Linked DNA regions of Mus musculus: region 1 is linked to region 2. The links are chromatin contacts, found by Hi-C in ENCODE. All regions are on one chromosome and are shown on one strand. The core of a region is the stretch at or near the end of the contact, and the rest is flanking DNA. Distances in the headings are between cores, read along the strand shown. Region 1 has its middle 19 kb from the start of Gm34598. Region 2 holds the start of Chaer1 (a long non-coding RNA gene).

Region 1 (4,144 bases), core at 1,179-3,678, 38 kb after region 2:
CCTTAGGTTGACCTACTAAATTATTGATGAGGCCTGGGCAAATAACAATAATACTAAATATTTTATCTGTATCCAGAAAAGAATTTTAAATGTGTGGCTTTTTTTTTCTTAATTTTTTTAAAGGATGAATCCTAAAAGCTGCAAGCTTCAAAACAAAACCAAAATTCAGAAAATAGTATAAATTCTTACATATTTAGTATGTGAGAATTAACTTCATATTTGCTAGCTAGCATATGGCTATTTATTTCATCATGTGCAAAATCATGCCAATGCCCTGATGTGGGTGGTTTTGCGATGATGATCATTTGAAACTTGTTACACACAGGTGGAGAAATTTAAGATTTAGTTTTATTTTTTCAGTCTCAAATGAAGCTTACACATGCTGCAAGCTATTAATTTTAGAGATGATGGAAAGGGATTGAGAAAGAGAGTTCCCCAAGTTGCCGTGGCATCAAAGAATCCTATTGATATAACTGCATTCATCTAAGAAAACAACCTTGCTAATGATATCCTTATACATTATATGTAATTACATTATTATATATAATAAAGTAACTTCTCAGTTACCTGTTTTATGGGAAAGGAGTTCGGGCCTTAGGAGAAATATGCAAAAAATGGATAAACCAGAAAGGAACTCGCAGATGTTCTGTTCGGCTTGGATTATACCTTCCTGGGAACGTGAGATAAAGCGCCCTCTTATTGTAATTGGCTCAGTCGACTGTGAGCGTCTGCATAGCAGGAATGGATCTCTTTCTTCTCTCCTGATTCCCATGTCTGTGTGTCCATTTCCTTCCCATCTCTCTGAGCATTTCTCAACCTCCAGGTACCATCCTGCCTACTCCATGTCTTTTAAGTGCAGCAGTCATTCCTTGACCAGTCATGTGACACTGCCCTTCCTGTGATTCACCTTCCAGTAACGAGCAGATGAGTTGTCACTCTATTCATTTCTGATATCAAGCCCTCTCCTGGTCTACAAGCCTACGCAGCTAACTGCCTACTCACTGGTTGTCTTAGGCAGGGTTTACATTCCTGCACAAAACATCATGACCAAGAAGCAAGTTGGGGAGGAAAGGGTTTATTCAGCTTACACTTCCACATTGCTGTTCATCGCCAAAGGAAGTCAGGACTGGAACTCAAGCAGGTCAGGAAGCAGGAGCTGATGCAGAGGCCATGGAGGGATGTTACTTACTGGCTTGCTTCCCCTGGCTTGCTCTCTTATAGAACCAAGACTACCAGCCCAGGGATGGCTCCACCCACAATGCCCCCCCCCACCTTGATCACTAATTAAGAAAATGCCCTACAGCTGGATCTCACGGAGGCACTTCCCCAACTGAAGCGCCTTTTTCCGTGGTAACTCCAACCTGTGTCAAGTTAACACACAAAACCAGCCAGCACACTGGTTGTGTCCAAATGGGTGTGTGTGAGCACCCTGAGTTCAAGATATCCAGAGTCTTTATCTTCCCCTGAAGATCTGTCCTGTCATATACAAACAGAACGTATCCAGCGCTGACAAGCACCCTGGCTGGAATACAGTGATACGAAGACATGCACCATCTAGAGAATGTTCTAAGAGTAATGGATTAGGAGCTGTGAAAAATTCCAGTAGACATCTTTGGTTAGTCATCATTAAGAATTCTAAGGCTATATAGCTACAGATAAATCCTCAGGCCTGAGCATTTAGCATAGGATTTAATCTGTAACCCCCCCCCCCCCCACCTCCCAAGTAAGGCAATTTTTGACCCAAGCCTGAAGACAGAGAGCTGGTTTTAATACAGGTGAGTTTTTCCATTGCTTTCATGGTATGATCTTAGAGGCCCAAGCCGCTCCTGCCGACCTTCCTCATCTGCTGCTGTTGTTGAGACCTGATACTCCAGTGTCATGCCAACAGGCTAGACTTTCCTCTAGCCTGGAGTTGCATTCCTTGTGAAAATAGAGACGTGGAGAAAAAAAAAATGTCAAGTCACCATTGCTCTTTTTTTATTTCTTGGATTGACCCAAAGAACTCAAAGAGATTTTTTCAAACAAGAAGTAGATGGATGGAGAGGTTGGGGACAGCAGGCATCTGCAGATTGGGAAGTGGGCTGCCTGTATTTGGATTCTTTGTGAACTTGGCAGGTCTGCATGGGCCTTTTGAATCCATGCAAGAACAGGATGTGAATCTGGATGTGGGAAGGATTTGAGAGAGAGAGAACCGAGCACACCCACCCACCCACCACGATGTGCACATTAGTTACTGTGATGTGGGACTGTCCCAGCTTGTTTGGCATCAGTCTTCTGAACTCCTGGAGAGTAGGTGCCTTTTTTAAAGAAGAAGAAAGTTGAAACGGGCCAGAGCAAAAGCAAAGCCTGGGGCATCAACCAACTCCCCAAAGTGTTTCCCTGGCTGGTGAAGCGGAGAAACTATGTAATTACGAAGCTGTAATTCGTCTAAGTTGGCTTACAGAAATGAGACACGTAAGCCCAGCTGCCGGGAGCCATGAGATAAGACTGATTTGTTGGAGCCAAATGGTGTGTGGCAGCAAGCAACTCGGAGACTTGGGTTTCTGATGAGAAGGCACGGCCCAGCTAAAGCTAATTATGGCAGGAAGCAACTCTCTGGAATGGCTTGGCCAAGCTGTGACAAGCAGGACCCGAAGGAGTGTCTGGGAATTTTCTGGAAAGGCTGACGACAGAGCAGGCCCTCCTCCTCACTCAGTCAAGCCCTCTCCTGTAGGATAAACAGAGTTGTCTCAGGTTTCTCTCAGCATCTGTCTTGACTGTGTTCTGCCAAGTTGCTGATAAAGTCACAGGAGCGGTTGTAGAGGTTGAAACAAACAGGTAGGCTCGGATTACTGCATTCAGAGAACCAAAATCACAAACTGGGCAGCTTGGAAACAACAGAGATTCACTCCCCACATTTCTGGCTGTTGGGAAGCTCAGCCTGTGCTGAATTCAAGCCTACCGTTGTTCCATAACCCTGAAAACTGGCTGCTTTTTTGCGTCGCCCACCACGTGGTGGAAAGGGTCAGCTAGCATCCTGGGATGTCCCTTTTGTGAGAGTTTTGCACACTCAATCTAACCACTTCCTAATCCCCTCTCCCAGAGGTTAGGATTTCAACATATGAATTGGGGGTGGGAGGGAGACAGACATTCAGATTTCAGTGGTCACTAACTGAAACCTAGCTGTCTTTGGAAACTTAGCTTGTTGTTTTGTTTTTTGTTTTTCGAGACAGGGTTTCTCTGTGTAGCCCTGGCTGTCCTGGAACTCACTCTGTAGACCAGGCTGGCCTTGAACTCAGAAACCCTCCTGCCTCTGCCTCCCAAGTGCTGGGATTAAAGGCATGTACCACCACTGCCCGGCTTAGCTTTTTAAAATGGAATGGACCCAGGAAAAAGAGATAGAGCTTCCTACTTCTGCTTCCTGTTTGGTCTTCATTCTTCCAGCCCATGGCTCTGCCAACTTGCAAGCCTCTCCCTTGCCAAGAGCTGTACCAAGAGCTGCTGAAGCACACATTGATTCCTATCAGGACAAGACATCCCAGTCCAGAGTTTGCAGGACCCTAGGGCTAGAGCTTAAAAAGTACTGAGCAAACATGTCCCTAGTAGGAAGTAGGCTGCACTGACATGTCCATTTGCTGCACTCAAGAGACCTCTGTAGGGGGATGGAGAGATGGCTCAGTGGTTAAGAGCACTGGTTGCTCTTCCAGAGGTCCTGAGTTCAATTCCCAGCCATCACCTGGCAGCTTACAACCATCTATAATGACAGCTGATGCCTTCTTCTGGCGTTCAGACGTACATGCAGATAGAGCTCTCATATACATAAAATAAATAAATGACAGAGTAATGTTGTAATAGGCATCCCTAGATTCGAGCAATTGTAGAAGCAAGCATAAATATGTATAGGAGGCTAATCTACATTTATATCTAAACTGAAGAACACTGAGAAAAAATGAAAAGACACTCACATGCTAAACGTGATGGTGCTTGCCCATTCTAGAGGCTAAGGCAAAAAGATCTTAAATTAAAGGCCAGCCTGGGCTACATAGAGACACCCTGACTCTAAATGAGAAAGGCACTTGTAGTGCTGTAATAGACACCCTAGATTTGAGTAATTGGGCAGCAATTTAGAATGTGTTGTGTGCATATTTCTGCCCACATCCATGCC
Region 2 (3,594 bases), core at 319-2,818:
GGATATTTTTCCATGTGTATGTGTGTGCGTGCATATATGCACGTTTTCTTTCATGTGAGCATGATGTGTGTGCAGGTGTCCCTGCATTATGTGGGCTTTCATATGAAAGTCCAAAGTTGATGTGGAGGAATGTGACTTGATTTGAAGTAAGGTCTCTCACTGAACCCAGAGCTTGACATTCCTGGCTCAGCTAGCTAGCCAGCTTGTCCTGGGAACCCCGTCTCTGCTGCTCAAGTGCTGGTAGTATAGACAGCCATCTTACCTGCCTGGCTGTTTGTACTCATGTTATACCAAAAAGTGATTCATCCACTAATCTATCTTCTTAGTCACACACATAAAATATCTTCACTGCAGTCCCAGACTAGTGTTTCAGTAACTGCAGACTGTAACCTAGTCGAGCTAATGCATGAGACTCAGTGTCATCGGCCTGACTCTGTCCTGCATAGCTGTCCCCTCCCTTGGCTGGAGCCTCCACTCCGAATTGTAGCTAGAGCCTCTTCACTTGTCCCCTGCTTCTTCTCCTGTCCTCTCTGTCCCACCCACTGCCTCTAGCTGCTTTCACCTGAGCAGAGGGAACAGTTGCCAGGTAGAGGGCAAGCAATCAGCCAACGCTCAAATCCTTCGTGGTGGGCAGAACAGCAGTTCCCTGGAGATGCCTAAGTCCTGATCCATGGAGGCCATGGCTAGGTTACAGTCCCTAGTAAAAAGGACCTTTAAAGGGGTGCTTGCAGGCCAGTTTTAACTTAAGGCTGTCCTGGTTTGTTTAAGTGGCCCACTCTGATCGTACTAGTTCCCATGGAGCTGGGGAGACAACTCACAAGCCCGGTGACACAACTTCAATACCCAGAAGCCATATAAAGGTGGGCAGAGTGAAACAATTTTACAGTCCTCTGACCTCCACACACACTGTGGCATCCGTACCCCACCCCTCACCTGCCATGGAGGAGGAAAGTGGATTGCAGAAACCGATATGCTGACCTTGGATATGAAGGAAGAGGGCCAGAAGCCAGCAGCAAGGGGAAGGCAACCTGAGTCCTCTAAGCACTGTCCCCAAATGTCACTAGCAAGACAAAGAAGTAGAAGCCAGCTTCTGAAAGCCTGCTGAGAAGATCTTGAGAAAGTCTTCAAATCATCATATTTAGTAATCCCCGGAGATGTTCTCCTCAAGTTCCCCCTTAACAGTCAAGAGGTTTTTCCTTATGTTTTTTTAATACAGAAATTCTAATAAAGCCACTGGAGAATGTGAGTGACATCACATTCTCAGATTAGACTTTTCTACACTGTATTAGGAAATGTCATCCTAGATGACTTTGGAATTGGTTAAGAATCTTCTAGTAAGAGATGCAGTCATATCAACGGCTTCATGTTGTCCCCTGAGGCCATGCTGGACTACTAGTCTGCAGAATGACAGCAAGCTTTCGTTGTGTCAGTCACAGCCTTGTGGTGACTTGCTGTGGTAGCTTCAGAAAACACACAGCACCCCAGGGGCTTACCAGTAAATGCAGAATGGAGACCCAGCTCCCTCCAGTCCCTCCTCACTCTGAATTCCACAGTGCTTTCCTAGCAGCCCCACCCCCACCCCACCTCGTCCCTCCCCCTGGCTCCACCCCACTGCAGCCACACTAGGAGGAAGTGACATCAATGTGGTCAATGTGCCGATCAGGAGTCAAGACAGTAGCTCTTTAATGTAGCATCAACGTTAATGCAACTCTCTGTGACAACAAACATAAAATATTGAGAGAAGAACGAGATCCAGCCGCAGGACTGGCTCGGCTTGCCTTCTTTGCCACCTCTCTCGGCTTGTCGTCTTTGCCAACTCCTGTAGTTTGTAGTTCGGGTTTCCAGCTTTGCCCTCAGATCTCTACAAGGCTTTCTTTCTCGCTGACTTCATCACAGTTTTATTGTAGTTACTCTTTTCCTCTCCTTTCTTTTCCTTTCCTTTCCTTTCCTTTTTCTTTTTTATATTGAATCTTTCTATTGTGGCCCAGGCTGGCCTCAACTTTCCATCCCCCTGCCTCTGACTTCTGAGTGCTGGGATGATAGGCGCACCCCATCGCACCCAGCCTCAGCTACTTACTGGACCTTTTCTGACCATTTGCTTAAAATCATAGTGGCCCTCACCAGCGTCCTGTCACTTACTGTTTTTCCAGAAGGATGAACATGCCTAATTTATTATTTCATTTATTCACTGCTGTTTCCAGAAATGTCACCTAAAAATCATGCAACACGCGCAATGGTTCAGAAAGTATGTGTGGAAGGAAGAAGGGAGGGAGGGAGGGAGGGAGGGAATAGAAAAAAAGAGCTGAATGTAAAGCAAGAGTACTTTGTCAAGGCGTGTATGTGCATGTGTGCGCGTCTACATATGTGCTTATGAGTGTGTGAGAATGTGTGTGTGTGATTATGTGCACATTCCTGTATGTGAGTGTGTGTAAATATGTGAGTGTATGTGTGTGTGTATGTGAGTGTGTGTGTGTACCTGGATGTGAGTATCTGTTATGTGTGTGTGAATGTGTATGTACTGTGTGAGCATGTAAGTGTATGTGAATGTATATATGTGTATGTGAGTGTCTATATGAGTGTGTGTGTGAGTGCATGTTGGGGGGGGGTAGGGAGGACTTTCTCACTGCATTACTTGAAGGCAGAACTCCCTGAAGAACAGCAGTAAATTTTAGTTTGCTTGCAGAAACATTAATTTATGAGCGAGCTCCGTTTTGTCTCCTCCCTGGGGGGTAGTAAGCACCGGGAGCCAGCGTGTTCTCTTAGATTAACCGGCAGATGTGGACTGGTTCAGTGTTTTCTTTTCTAGGAATTAGCTAAATGCTGTTCCCACTGAAGCGCCAGGAAAGTTTGACTACCTTGTGACTTGTCTCAGATCCGGGGAGACCCAGTCCTTGCAATGTTGGCTTTGCTAATGCCCAGAGATTATATTCTATTCAAGCTGTCTCTCAACCCTGAAAACTAAAAACTCAACTTTGATATTCTCTCTCTCTCTCTTTTATCTATTTTTCTCACTCTCTCCCTTTCTCCCTCCCTCTTAATGAGAAAATTTTAGCAAAGACACTATTTAAAAGTCAGTGATATTTTGTATCATAGAAAATCTTGTTCCTCCTACTTAGAAGAGGTAGTGAGACTGTATTCTTTTTTTTTTTTTTAAGATTTATTTATTTATTATATGTAAGTACACTGTAGCTGTCTTCAGACACGCCAGAAGAGGGCGTCAGATCTCATTACAGATGGTTGTGAGCCACCATGTGGTTGCTGGGATTTGAACTCTGGACCTTCGGATGAGCAGTCGGGTGCTCTTACCCACTGAGCCATCTCACCAGCCCCCGAGACTGTATTCTTGTGAGAGGTCATTGAATAAACAAAAGTTTCTAAGCAGACTCAGAAAACCCCAGATTATGCAGTGTTCCTCCTGGTGTTAAAAAGCCCGTCTCTAAGACTTCAGTTACATAGAAGGGAAAGGGTTCCAACTGTGAGTATCTTGGATCAGATGGGGGGGGGGGGCTCAGGGGAGAGGGCGGGGGGGGGGGGATGACAGAAAGGTGGAGAAAATGGATGACCAGGAGTAGAGTTGTACTGGCTGGGTTTGTG

What was found. Hi-C counts contacts between places; a loop is a spot of excess contacts on that map.
Region 1: a map of gastrocnemius shows a loop between it and region 2 (2.2-fold over the local background). The contact joins the enhancer-like site here to the promoter of Chaer1 in region 2. A Hi-C loop is called at or near these places in 4 of 37 maps with a recorded cell type or tissue (CH12.LX, gastrocnemius, left cerebral cortex and 1 more).

What each region holds. Positions count from the first base shown.
Region 1 is chr5:77,175,648-77,179,791 of GRCm38, forward strand. No RefSeq gene overlaps it. Among named protein-coding and RNA genes, the nearest start is that of Gm34598, 19 kb to the left of the region's middle. Within about 2 kb of position 2,429, at least 1 of the 3 ENCODE cell types and tissues checked has a DNase peak (open chromatin) inside an H3K27ac peak, as active enhancers do.
Region 2 is chr5:77,138,737-77,142,330 of GRCm38, forward strand. Chaer1 (a long non-coding RNA gene) reads right to left here and starts at 1,569. Exons shown (of 2, transcript XR_880410.2): 1 at 1,494-1,569.